Linked DNA regions of Homo sapiens: regions 2, 3 and 4 are each linked to region 1. Evidence: chromatin contacts called from ENCODE Hi-C data. All regions are on one chromosome and are shown on one strand. The core of a region is the stretch at or near the end of the contact, and the rest is flanking DNA. Distances in the headings are between cores, read along the strand shown.

Region 1 (2,867 bases), core at 95-2,594:
TAACCCCCTATAACTCCCTTTCCTTAGATGTTCAATGGAGGAATGATAGTGAGGATTTAATAAGATAACTCATAAAATTCTTAAAACAGTGCCCACACACAGTGTCAGAACTTAGTAAACACTGGTTACTGTCATTGTTAGGACAAATTTGAAAGCTAAATTTCTGACATTTTAAATGTAAAAAACGAGTATTTATTTGCATATACTTATGTTACCATTCTAGATTTCTAACATTTAAAATGCTTCTGGCATTTTATTATAAAAATAGGACATGCTTAATTGTAGTAACTGGGTAACTGCCAATATGTAGAGAAGAAAATAATAATCATCTGTTATCCCTAACTCCCCACTTTTCCCCATAAGAAAAGCTGTTAAATTTTGGTGTTTACAACATTTTTATCTTTGCATCTAAAAAACGACATAATTTTGGAATCTCGTGTGTTGTTGTAACTTGTGTATTTATTCAGTAAGTAATATATTTGGGCCTGATGATGGGTTATGGTTGTAACCTTTCATATTAGCATTGGGAAGAATCTCTAGGGGATGTGTGCTCTGGAAGATCAGCAGCTTATTCACCGCGTGGATTTGGCTTCTGGGATTCTCCCATCAAGACCAAATCCTATAGTTATTCAGTCACTCCTCCCCAGCTCCTGCAGCAACAACAAATAACACAGCTTTGCAGTCTGGGATGATGGCAGAGGAAATGGGAGATGTGAGGGGCCTTCGGCAGGCGGAGTGCGTCAGGTAAAGCAGATTTCCAAGCCTGCACGTGTACATGCGTGTGCGTCTGTGATTGTGTGGGTGTGTGACAGTGTAGGGGAGCCAGGAGCGAGAGGAGAGGACGGCGATCGTAGGGGACACCTGAGAGTCAGAGGCCCGAGGGGGCTGGGACTCATGTCGAGGTCGGGGAAGGATGTAAAACCCGGACGGACATCACTGTAGGCCGCACCTGCTGAGAGGCCAGAGCTGCCTCCTTGAGAGTGAAGTTGTTTACAGACAAGAGAAGAGATCTTGGCGGACACATCACAGCTAGCCGCGAATCCCGAAGGGTCAGCAGAGCCTAGAAAGGTAAGTGGGGGTGGGCAGCATCCCCGGAGGGGCCTGCGAGGCCTGGGGGCGGAAGGGAGCGGGCAGTGCCCGCACTGGGCAGGGGTGAAACCCTCTCGAGAGTTGGCCCGGACGCGTTTCCCGCGTCCTTCCTCTTGAGGGCCCAGTACCCAGGTGGCTCCTCGTTGTGGCGTCACAGAACAGCCGACAAAAGTGATGGATTTCAGGGGCCAGCGACGGCGAGGTCCAGGTCAGAGAGCCGGTGGGCAGCCAGGCACAGAACCCGCTCAGGCCCTGCCCAGTCCCCGCCCCCTCGCTTCCCGAGCAGTGATTGGCCGAAGCGGCCCCTCGTTGCTATGACGGCACCAGAGTGCTGCCACTGGCTCCACCTCGTCCCTTCCGCCCCGCCCCTCCGTATTCCCGGGCGGTGATTGGTCGAGGTGCCCTTCCCGTTGCTATGACAGTACGCAAAGGCTGCCAGTGGCTCCTCCCGCTTCGTCCGCGTCGCCTGTCCCCGCTCCCCATCTTCCGGGCTGGGAGGGAGGCGGGACCGGCCGCGTCTCCATGGCGACGCGGGACGCGGCGGTGGAGGCGGTTGCTACCCACCTGCTAGAGGCGCTGCGGCTGTGATCCAGGCTGGGGCGAGACCATGTCGGACCTGGGCTCGGAGGAGTTGGAGGAGGAGGGAGAGAATGATATTGGGGTGAGAGCTCCTGGTGAGAAAGGGCTTCCCAGGGTGCGCAGCGGCGGGGGAACCTCGAGGTTGGGTTTGGAGAGTGAGGAGGCGCAGAAACCAGAGGTCTGAGCCACAGCTCCCCAGGATCCCCGGCAGGGACGAAGGCCACGCCAGACACACCTGCGTGCGTCCTGGAAGTTGATGGTGAAAAGTGAAACGCTGTGACGTCTGGTTACCACATGCCGCCTCGTTCTTCCCCCACCCCCATCCTGCCTCCCATTAAAGGCAAAGATTTCCCAGCGGAAGGCTTTGGAAGTTTCCTCCTCCCTGTGTTAATTCCCATCGAGGCAGTTTTCTCGGATGAGCAGATCATCCCACGCTGCCATACTGCCCTTGAATAAGTCATTTCTGTAGCTGAGATTTGCTCCCCCGGCATTTAGATGCATGGAGGATAGTTGCTTCCTGGCAGCCTCCAAGAAATGCTGAGGAGGCCCTGGGCTCAGGAGAGGGTTCCTGAAGATATTACCTTATAGGCGTATCCTCACATGTGCTTTCTTCAGTCCCCATCTGAACTGACCCAGGTCTTTGGAGTTATTTCCTGAGTTAGGCAGCAGAGAGGAGAAAGAGGGCACATCCAGCCTGTGAGCTGGGTTCTGTGTGGGAATATTTCTATCACCCAGAGAGTAGTTCCTCCCTACTCCAGAGAGTGACCTCTCCATGGCTGACAGATAGGGAACCTCAGCCACTATGGTCTGCATGCACAGTACAGAGTTGAGGTACTTTCAGAATTAACTGAAAAATCTAGCGACTCTGCAGTGGTGCTGTCAGTGCCTGCCCAGACCTTTTTGCTAGCTCTGGGCACTCATCTCCCAGCTTCCGCCTGATTTGCTACTCAAGCTATCACCTCTGTGCGCTGGAACTACCTGCCCAGTATGGAGAGCCAGAAGTGCCTGAAATTCACATCCGGCCAGACAGCCAGTAGCTAGTGCAAGAAGCAGGACAAAGTCTGCAGTGCGATTGATGCCCCCAGAGTCCCTGTTGGATTAGGCCAAGTCTGGGACTTCACCTGCAAAGGCATCCTTCCTTAGCTGCCTGCCCTTTCATGTCTACTTCCCTGCCCTCTTTACTACTTTCTCCCAGGAGA
Region 2 (2,867 bases), core at 368-2,867, 490 kb after region 1:
TATCCAAGCACATTGGGAGGCTGAGGCGGGTGGATTGCTTCAGACCAGGAGTTTGAAACCAGCCTGAGCAACATGGTGAAACTCCATCTCTACCAAAAATACAAAAATCAGCTAGGTGTGACGGATGCACCTATAGTCCCAGCTACTGCCGAGGCTGAGACGGGAGGATGGCTTGAGCCAGGGAGTGGAGGCTGCAGTGAGCTGAGATCATGCCACTGCACTCCAGCCTGGGACTGACAGAGACTCCATCTCAGGAAAAAAAAAAAAAAATTTAAAGTGTTTTAAAGTTGTAGGAGAAAATTTTTAGGTGCAAGATTCTTTATGTAAGACTAAGAGTCCTCTTAAAATTAGTCAAACTAATAATCTACAACAGAGCTGTTAATTTGGCAACAAATTTTTAATTTGTATCAATCTAATGTCTGTCTTTCACATACTTCCAAACATTACATAAATTATTTTACCTAGTGCATACAACTTTCAAAAACTGTATTTGGCAATTAACAGACCCCTGACAATTATTAACAGGGGTTTTACATCCCGGAGTTTGAGTGTCTGCGGGAGAACCGTCCCTGCAGGAGGCACTCCCCCTCCACCTGCGACCCGGGCTGGGAGAACGCGCGGAGGGCTCCCTTGAGCGGTCTCCGCCAGCGAGGCTTTCCTCCCGGTCGGTGTTGACAGTGTGGCATTTCTGTTATCTAATTTCTGGTTTTGACTGAAAGCGAAGTGAGTTTTCTCATCAGTGGAGTTGTAATATTTCTGCAAAAAAAAAAAAGATCACAGCCCTCCGATGAGCCGGGCACTATGCGAAGTCTCCGGCTGCCTGCGGGCCGCTGTGGACGCCCCGGCGGGGGTCAGGACCGACCCCCATCTGCGCGGCGAACGAGCCCGGACGCCCTGGCCGCGGCCGCCGGGTCCCCGCCCAGGGGCCAGGTGGCCAGGTTGCGTCGGGAGGAGGAAATGGAAGCGCTCTGAGCGACTAGCGAGCGGCAGGAGCCGCCTCCCGCGGGCTTTCCTCGCGGGCCGGGAGCGTCTGCCGCCGACCCGAGGACCGCAGGGCCCCGCTCGCCGCCCGCGCCCGTCAGAAAGCCGCGCGTCGCTCCCGTCGCTGTCGGGGTCGTCGGCTCGGGGAGTCGCCCGCCGTCCACCGGTGAACGGGAGCGCGTCCTCCCCTCCGAGGGACTAAGCGCTCGCGCCACGCATCCCGCCGCGCCGGAAGCGGGGACTACTGGCGGCCCAGCTGGGCAGGACCGCGGCCGAATGACCCGGGGCGACCCCGCAGCAAGGGCGCCTCCGGCAGGCGGCAAAGTCCCCTGAGAATCGGCGCGCTCCTCGCCGCGACGGACTCCACCCGGCCGGGGCGCTCAGCCTCCTCGCCGTGGCCCCCAGCCCGGCCGCCTCCCCTAACGGCCGCCGCAGGCTCCCCTCATGGACCGAGAGCGCGGGCTTGCAGCGCGGCAGCGTCCGTTCGGCGCGCGGCTCCGGGCAGGCCCGCCCTCCCCCGTCCCCCTGCGCCGCGAGGCCCCCCCCCCGCCCCGCCCTCCGGCGCCCGGCGCCCAATCAGAGTGCCGCGCACGTGACGAGCGATGCCTGCGATGACCTCATCCCTGGTGTGGGATGACGTCAAATTCAAGATGGATGGAATCACAGCGGCAGCGGCGGCTGCGGCGCGCGCGAGCCGAGTGTGAGCGGAAAGGGGCCCGGCGTCTGCCTCGAGACTGAAGACCGGTGAGTAACTGTCACGCCCCTAGCTCTAGGAGAACTGCGGGGCTCCTTGGGAGGCTACAGCCTCCCCGCAAAACGCGGCCTTTCCTGACGTAACTCTGAGGTGATTTCTCTCCTCTTTTTTCTCCACCAGCGGGTTGCGGGCTCCGAGCGCTTCTGCGCGTGCGCGGGACCTGGGCGCTCACCGAGCATGTCCCGGGTTCCCACGTAGCCGATTGTACCTTCACACTGCGCACGCTCCCTGCCAGCACTTGGCCTCGCCCTCGCGAATGCGCATGCTCCATTCCCTCACGGGCTTCACTCTTCACCCTGGCCGAGCTGCCCCTGGGGTAGGGGACACGCCTGGCCCAGGCGCGCGCCCCTCGCGCGGAGCGGTTGAAACGCCTCGTGGAGAAGGGCGCGTTCTCCTGTTCCGGGCAGGGGTTGGGGGCCGGCGGCCCGGGCCGCGGGGTGTGCGCGGAAGCTGGCCGGCGGCCTTGGGGACCCCGCACCTGCCGCGACCCGCCGCTCCCTTCACGGTCCGGGACCTAGCCCCGCCGCCCCGTCCTCGGCCCGGTGGCCGGAGCGTGACCGCTCGGTGCCCGCTGGACGCTCCCTCCCCGCCCCCGGCCCCTCCCGCGGACGCCTGGACCTCACAGCGCGTTTTTTTTCCTCCAGAGCCCCCGCAGACCTTGTCTGGGACTTCCCGGCGGTCCCGCAGAGCATAGCACCCTCCGCCGGCCAGGAGCCCTGCTGCTCGGCCGGCGACCGTCTCCCCGCTTGGAGGAGCCCCCTTCCCCCCGTCCGAGGTCCGCGGCTGGAGGGGCAGGGAGTCAAGACGCCACCCGTGCCGGCCTTAGAGACGCCCGCGGCAGCCCCGCCACATCTCTTCCCGGCTTTTCGGGAACACGCCCCGTAGTCCATCCTCAGCGGCTCCTGCTTTTCCATCCCAGCACACCGCTGGGGGCTCGCACTCTGCCCCCGGTTGCTATGCGGTCCCAGCCACGAGGGCTCTGCGGTTCGGGAGAATTCCGCAAGAGCGCGCGTTCGGAGGCGGGGTGTTTTTAGACAGGTGCCCCGGTGGGATTGCCTGACCGAGAGGACGGGGAAAGTTAGACTTCACACGGCCTGGGGTTTTTCCTTTCGTGCAAGCGCTCACAGCCCTG
Region 3 (2,867 bases), core at 240-2,739, 480 kb before region 1:
AAGCAGAGTGATGAAAGGCTCATTGGGGTCAGCCTGCCATCTTCCAAATTATGACTAAATGCAAGAGCATCACCAATAACTATACTGGCAGAGGTTCACATTTCACCTCGATTCTTCCTTATGTTTAGAGAAAGCCTATTTTTCAGTATGCCAGGAAAAATCATGAAAGTAGACCTAACTAAAGCTGGGGGTTTCTTTCATCCTGAAGAGGAACCACTTCCTAAGGAAAAATCATCTACTGTTTTAAAAAGCAAACTCTCGTAGAGTTGGAAGAGAACCCCACACACAGGTGGAACACCCCCCAGGGCTGCGGCCCCGCCGTGGCGCTCAGCCTGGCCTGCCCTGGGCCCGACCTCAGGACGCCGCCATTCCCGGACCCTCGGGCCTCCCGTCAGGAATCCGCCATCGGAACGGAGGCCCTAACTGGTCCCGTCGCAGAGCCACTGTCCAAATAAGGCATTTCGAGAGCCACGAGGATGACATAAAGCAGACTCCGCGTTTCTTCATTTTTCGTTAAGTGACACGATTTCCCTCACAAGGAAGGTGCAAACCCACAGGGCGCCCAGACCCTGCCCGGCACTTCCTGTCATCCATTACCACGACCCGTGTGACAGAAGCGGCTCTTCCCACCAATTCCCGGGACGCCGGAACCGCTTCCCCAGCACCCGGCCCCAAACACTGCCGTCAGCGAGCGGCCCTGGGCTGCTCCCGCGCCGGCGCCCGGCTGAGGGCCACGAGCCCCATCACGCCCACCGCCCCCAGGACCCCGACCCACCCGCTCGCCACGGCCGAGGCCGGGGCCGGGGTCGCGGCCGCCATCTTCCCGCCTGCGCCGCCGCGCGCCCCGCACCCTCCGAGCAGCCCCGCCGGCCCTGAGGACTCCGCGAGGCCGCGGACCCGACCGGCCCCACGCGCGCCGCCCGCCCCGGCCCCGCCCCGCCGCGCGCCCCCGACCCTCACGCCCGCCGCCCCGCCCGCGCCGGGCTCCGCGCGCCCCCGCCCCGCGCCGGGGCGCGCGCCGCACTCCGAAAGGGACGGTTAGGAGCGCGCGCTTCGATCAGGCCCAGCGCGGCGGCGGCGGCGCCTTCCAGAAATTTCCGCGTCCCTCAACCCACACTAAGAAACCAACTGGGCGCGCCCCCGCGCCGGTTGGGCTGAAGGCGCCCCCTCCCCCGCGGGTGCCCGCTCCCCTCCCCCACCCGCGCCCCCTCCCCGCCCCCTGCCCCGGGCGGCGGGTCAAATGCGGGCCCTCGAGGGCAGCGCCGGCCCTCCAGACCCGGGCGGCAGCGGCGGCGGCGGGCGGCGGCCGCGGGCCGGTGTGATTGATAGGGACGGCGGCGGCGAGAGCGGCGGCGGCGGCGGCGGAGCGGTTGAGTGACAGCTTACCTGGGTGCCAATCTTCATCACACTGACAAGCGGCTGCAGCAATCGGGACCCGCAGTGCCGCGCCCGCGTCCAACCGTCACGCCGACGCTGGGCCACGCGACACAGCCTCGCTCAATGGGAGGAGGGCGACGCCGACGCGCGCCGCATCAATATTCAGAGAGGGGGCGGGGCCTGCCGGAGACGGGCCCCGCCCCTCCCTGCGCGGCGGCGGGCGCGGGGCGGGGCCTGATCGCTGGGGGAGGAGAGCGAGGGCGGGAACCGGGCGGTGGCCGGCCCCGCCTCCAGCCCCGCCCGCACCCGGAGCTAGGCCGTGCCCCCAACCGGCCGCGCCCGAGCGCGAGGAGCTGTCTGCCCCGCCCCGAAGGCAGAGCCTCCCGCCTTATGACTATGCAGTAGGGGCGTGGCCTCAGCGCACGTCTTGCCCCCTCCGCGCCCTCGGTTGCCGCCCAGGAGAGGTGTGTGTAGCCGGGCGAAACCATTTGCCTCGAGCAGGCGGGGAGGGAGGGCTGTACCATCCGTAACCCCACCGCCGGGCGTCCCGTAGCCGAAGGCCTCCGTTCTGTGTGTGCCCGGTTTGAATGTAAGCCCGTGGGAGCCTCGCAGCCTTCCTCCCCAGGCTCTGGAGCCCGGGTGGGCCCGTCCTGGGCGGCACAGTGGATGCTCACGTGCCTCCCCCCCTGCGGCAGCGCGAGTGCTTAGCACCTGAGGCTTTACCCTGGGGGCTGTCTTCCCTCTGTGAGGACCCCAGCAAGGACTCATGATGTCCACAGGTGCTTAGGGGTGGCCTCTGGGCTACTTGGCCTCGCTTGACCACACCTTCCGGCCCAGGTGAGCCTTGCGGGTCTAGGTGACCAATGCGGCCTCCAGGTAAAGGGCACCTGCCTTAGGGGACGCCCACAAGTGTCTGCATTTCAAACTGCTTTGAAAGACCACCCTAACCGACCACTGCCACAATGTACCCACAAGTGCAGATGGTGGCTTTGGTCTCCAAGATGTAAGGAAAGGGCGACACATTCCCCACTGCGTAGGAAAGCACACGGTTTGCCTGACTGGCCTTCAATACTGCAGAAACATCCATTTATGCAGTGGCCCACCGAAGGCCATCAGTGCCTTGAGTCCATACACAGCGCGGGAAGGGCAGCTCTGTGGGCCCCCACTCCTCCCGGAAGGCAGACAGGCCCAGGACTGGAGCTGATTGCTAGAGGGAGCCTGGGGGTAGGTCTAGGCATGAACAGCTCGGAGGACATCCCTCCTGTGTCTTCAGAGCTCCACACCGCCAGGAGGTCTTGGCCAAGTGCTGTGCAGCTGCAGAGCCGCCTCTTTCAGAAAGATGGGAAGCAGCAGGGTGGGCAAGAGGGAGGCCCTGAGATACTTGCCCAAGGAGGGAAGTTCAAGGGGACAAAAAAAGCTCAGTATTCAAGACTGAGCATAATCTGCAGAGCCTAGTGCAAGATCCAGATGCAAGTGTCAATAGGTGTTGG
Region 4 (2,867 bases), core at 105-2,604, 310 kb after region 1:
ATGCCAAATGGCATCTATGCAATGTCAGGGAAAAAGCAGGCAGTCATGTTCTGGGGAAAAGGTTTTGTTTTCTGTACACAAAATTAAGTCTAGTCTAGAGAGCTGAAATCACTAGTTTTAAAAAGTTGAATGTTTCCCACTTCCGTGTCCAGAAAAACTTAGCTACAAAGTATATTTACAGCCACTGTATATTGCACTTGAGTTGCTTCTGCAATTTTATGTTGCCATACTTCATAACTCTTCAAAGTTGTATAGACACTAATATATTTTGGGACATTAAATAATATATTGTCAACTGATTTACAACATAATTTAAAAGATGTATTATAACTGAAATGTAACAATTCAATCATTCTTTTCTTTTTTTTTTTGAGATGGAGTTTCACTCCTGTCACCCAGACTGGAGTGCAGTGGCACAATCTCAGCTCACTGCAACCTCCACCTACTGGGTTCAAGCAATTCTCCTGCCTCAGACTCCCAAGTGGCTGGAACTGCAGGTGTGCGCTGCCACGCCTGGCTGATTTTTTGTATTTTTAGCAGAGATGGGGTTCCGCCATATTGGCTAGGCTGGTCTCGAACTTCTAACCTCAGGTGATCCGCCCGCCTCAGCCTCCCAAAGTACTGGGATTACAGGCGTGAGCCACTGCGCCCAGCCCAATCATTGTCAATTTAAAGTGTTTTTCATTCATAACTGTCCCCTAAAATGATAGGTGTCAGTGAGTCTGGGAACTTCTCCATAAGCAGTTATTGAAGGGCAAACAAATGATTAAAGCTCTCAAGGGGAGTTTCCTGGGAATTCTAGGATAGCAGAGGATCTTGGCTGACTGCGATATTCGTGCCACCCCATTGCAAGAGTGTGCACCATGGCACAGCTCATATCAGAGGCTGAGACAGGGAACTGTTGTCCCGGAAGCATTCACAGGGCTTGCAACCTGCTTCCCAGCAGATGCAAGTGTTGGGCCTGGAGCTCGTGTGGGAAGGACTGACTTCTGAACCCACAAACATCAACTTTCCACTGAAATCCACTGCAAAATGTCCATGCCTCTTAAATTGAAAAAAAAATCTTTTTAGCAACATAACTGAGCTCAACCAATATGAAGCAACCATATGTAGGACATCTTTTTGAATGAAGGAAGGAATGAATCAATGATGAACAGATAGATAAAGAGATAGATAGATGATAGATACATAGATAGGTAGGCAGAGAGAGAGAGATGATAGATTTCTAAATGAGTAAATGCCTTGCCCAGCCCCCTTCTCCCTGGGCTATGTCTGACTTCCGCTCGTGGTTTCCATCTTAGCCCACAGCCAAAGCTCTTCCTGGTTGCTCAGTCTTAGAGCCAACTTCTTAACTACTGGCTGTCTCGCTGTTGCAGCCTAGGCTGTGTGACTTGATCACAGGAAATACACTGGTTTCTCTTTCTGGCTGAGTTGTTGCTAACACTCCTGCAGCCCTTCTCTAACTGCAGAAGAGAAGGAGACAGTCGGCGAGGCCTCCACAAACTAAAAGCCTAGCAGTTCCAGACTGTGGGTGGTGGACAGTTTCATACTTTCTCCCAAGCAGATGTCTGTAAACTGCTTCCATTATTATGAAAGCAGTAACTACCTGTTACCAAGTGACTGCCCCGCGCTCAGCACTTTACTCTCAGCGCAGCCTAGCACTGTGGGGATTATTTAGGGTGGCTTTGCCAGGACTGGGAAGGAGGGGAGAGGAGTTCCTGGAAAGTGGGAATTTCAGTGCTAAAACCAGGACAAGTTGGTCCCTCCAAAGTGATTCCCATTTTCCAGGTGAGGTAACTGAGGCACAGAGGAGCCCCTGGCTTGTCTAGGGCACACAGCCAGTGGGGCAGCTGACTTCTGACCTCGTTTACTCTGATTCTAGGGCCTGTGCTAGGAAGCATGGACTTCCTCCTGCATGTTCGTATCCACATAGAACGGTCCAGTTGTCTTTCTCAATGGTCCAGACACAAGCTTTCGGGCCCTGGGTGAACCCTGAAAGACATAAGGAATAGACATGAGCTGCAGCGTTCAGCCCCCCTGTGGGGTACCCACCTGCCCCTGCTGGGGTACATACAATCTGAGTCAGCTGCCCCCACCAAAGGATGCCTCCCAATCTCCCCCAGCTCTCACCTCTACACCAGGCCTCCCCTCCATGAGCACGACCCTCACCCTGCTCAAACTCCTGCACCTCCTCTGACTCAGGGTACTGCCCTGTCCATGCCAGAATAGAACCCTATCCTGCTCAGCCCACCTCATGACTTTAGGACCAAATTATTCAGAAAACAAAAAGAAGCGGAAGATCTCTTTCGAAAAAATAGGATAAATTATAACAAAATAAAGATATATGAAACAATGCTTCTAGCCTTTTTCACTCCCAATGCACGTATCAGATACTTAAAAATTGGGTGTATTTCTGCTATGGACTCCCAAAATCCACGTGCTGAACCCCTGATTTCCAATGTGGTGGTATTTGGAGGTGCTGCATTGGGGAGGAGATAAGGTCACGAGGGTGGGGCTCTCATGTTTGGATTGGTGCCCTATACAAAGAGAGAGACACCAGCATGTTCATGCTCTCTCAACCCTAACCATGGGAGACACAGCAAGAAGTCTTCTGTTGGCCAGTCACGAAGAGGGCCCCCACCAGACCCTGACCCTGCCACCACCCTGATCTCACACTTCCCAGGCTCTGGAACTGGGAGCCTGTTGCTTTTGAGCCACCCAGTCCCCATGGCGGCCTAAGCTGACTGAGACAGAAAGTGGCCCTGAGGAGTGGGATGCTGCTGTAACCAAGAACCACAAATATGGATGCAGCTTTGGAGCTTGGTGATGAGTGGAGGCTGGAAGAGTTTGGGGGTCCATGCTAGAAA

The links. A loop is a pair of places that touch in the nucleus more often than their neighbours do. Pooled maps may share reads with other maps.
Region 2: a map of CD8-positive, alpha-beta T cell shows a loop between it and region 1 (26-fold over the local background). The contact joins the promoter of ZBTB21 here to the promoter of RSPH1-DT in region 1. A Hi-C loop is called at or near these places in 5 of 168 maps with a recorded cell type or tissue (CD4-positive, alpha-beta memory T cell, CD8-positive, alpha-beta T cell, K562 and 2 more), 1 of 37 single-sample maps with no recorded cell type and 18 of 50 pooled maps.
Region 3: a map of CD8-positive, alpha-beta T cell shows a loop between it and region 1 (31-fold over the local background). The contact joins the promoter of PKNOX1 here to the promoter of RSPH1-DT in region 1. A Hi-C loop is called at or near these places in 4 of 168 maps with a recorded cell type or tissue (CD4-positive, alpha-beta memory T cell, CD8-positive, alpha-beta T cell and ascending aorta), 4 of 37 single-sample maps with no recorded cell type and 17 of 50 pooled maps.
Region 4: a loop to region 1 is called in a pooled map, with 7 times the contacts of the local background. The contact joins the enhancer-like site here to the promoter of RSPH1-DT in region 1. A Hi-C loop is called at or near these places in 9 of 50 pooled maps.

What each region holds. Positions count from the first base shown.
Region 1 is chr21:42,495,016-42,497,882 of GRCh38, reverse strand. It overlaps RSPH1-DT (RSPH1 divergent transcript), which reads right to left and starts at 1,344. Exons shown (of 3, transcript NR_135518.1): 1 at 1,218-1,344; 2 at 950-1,060; 3 at 440-650. It overlaps RSPH1 (radial spoke head component 1), which reads left to right and starts at 1,659. Exons shown (of 9, transcript NM_080860.4): 1 at 1,659-1,750. The coding sequence starts at 1,697. RefSeq lists silencers at 1,313-1,552, 1,583-1,702.
Region 2 is chr21:42,009,110-42,011,976 of GRCh38, reverse strand. ZBTB21 (zinc finger and BTB domain containing 21) reads left to right here and starts at 1,617. Exons shown (of 3, transcript NM_001098402.2): 1 at 1,617-1,725. ZNF295-AS1 (ZNF295 antisense RNA 1) reads right to left here and starts at 2,783. Exons shown (of 2, transcript NR_119384.1): 1 at 2,393-2,783. RefSeq lists silencers at 805-1,544, 1,985-2,294, 2,335-2,444.
Region 3 is chr21:42,973,184-42,976,050 of GRCh38, reverse strand. It overlaps PKNOX1 (PBX/knotted 1 homeobox 1), which reads right to left and starts at 1,489. Exons shown (of 11, transcript NM_004571.5): 1 at 1,387-1,489. RefSeq lists an enhancer at 1-690 and silencers at 652-851, 992-1,311, 1,442-1,831, 2,142-2,301.
Region 4 is chr21:42,186,923-42,189,789 of GRCh38, reverse strand. No RefSeq gene overlaps it. Among named protein-coding and RNA genes, the nearest start is that of ABCG1, 31 kb to the left of the region's middle. RefSeq lists enhancers at 1,154-1,313, 1,454-1,693. Within about 2 kb of position 1,354, at least 19 of the 41 ENCODE cell types and tissues checked have a DNase peak (open chromatin) inside an H3K27ac peak, as active enhancers do.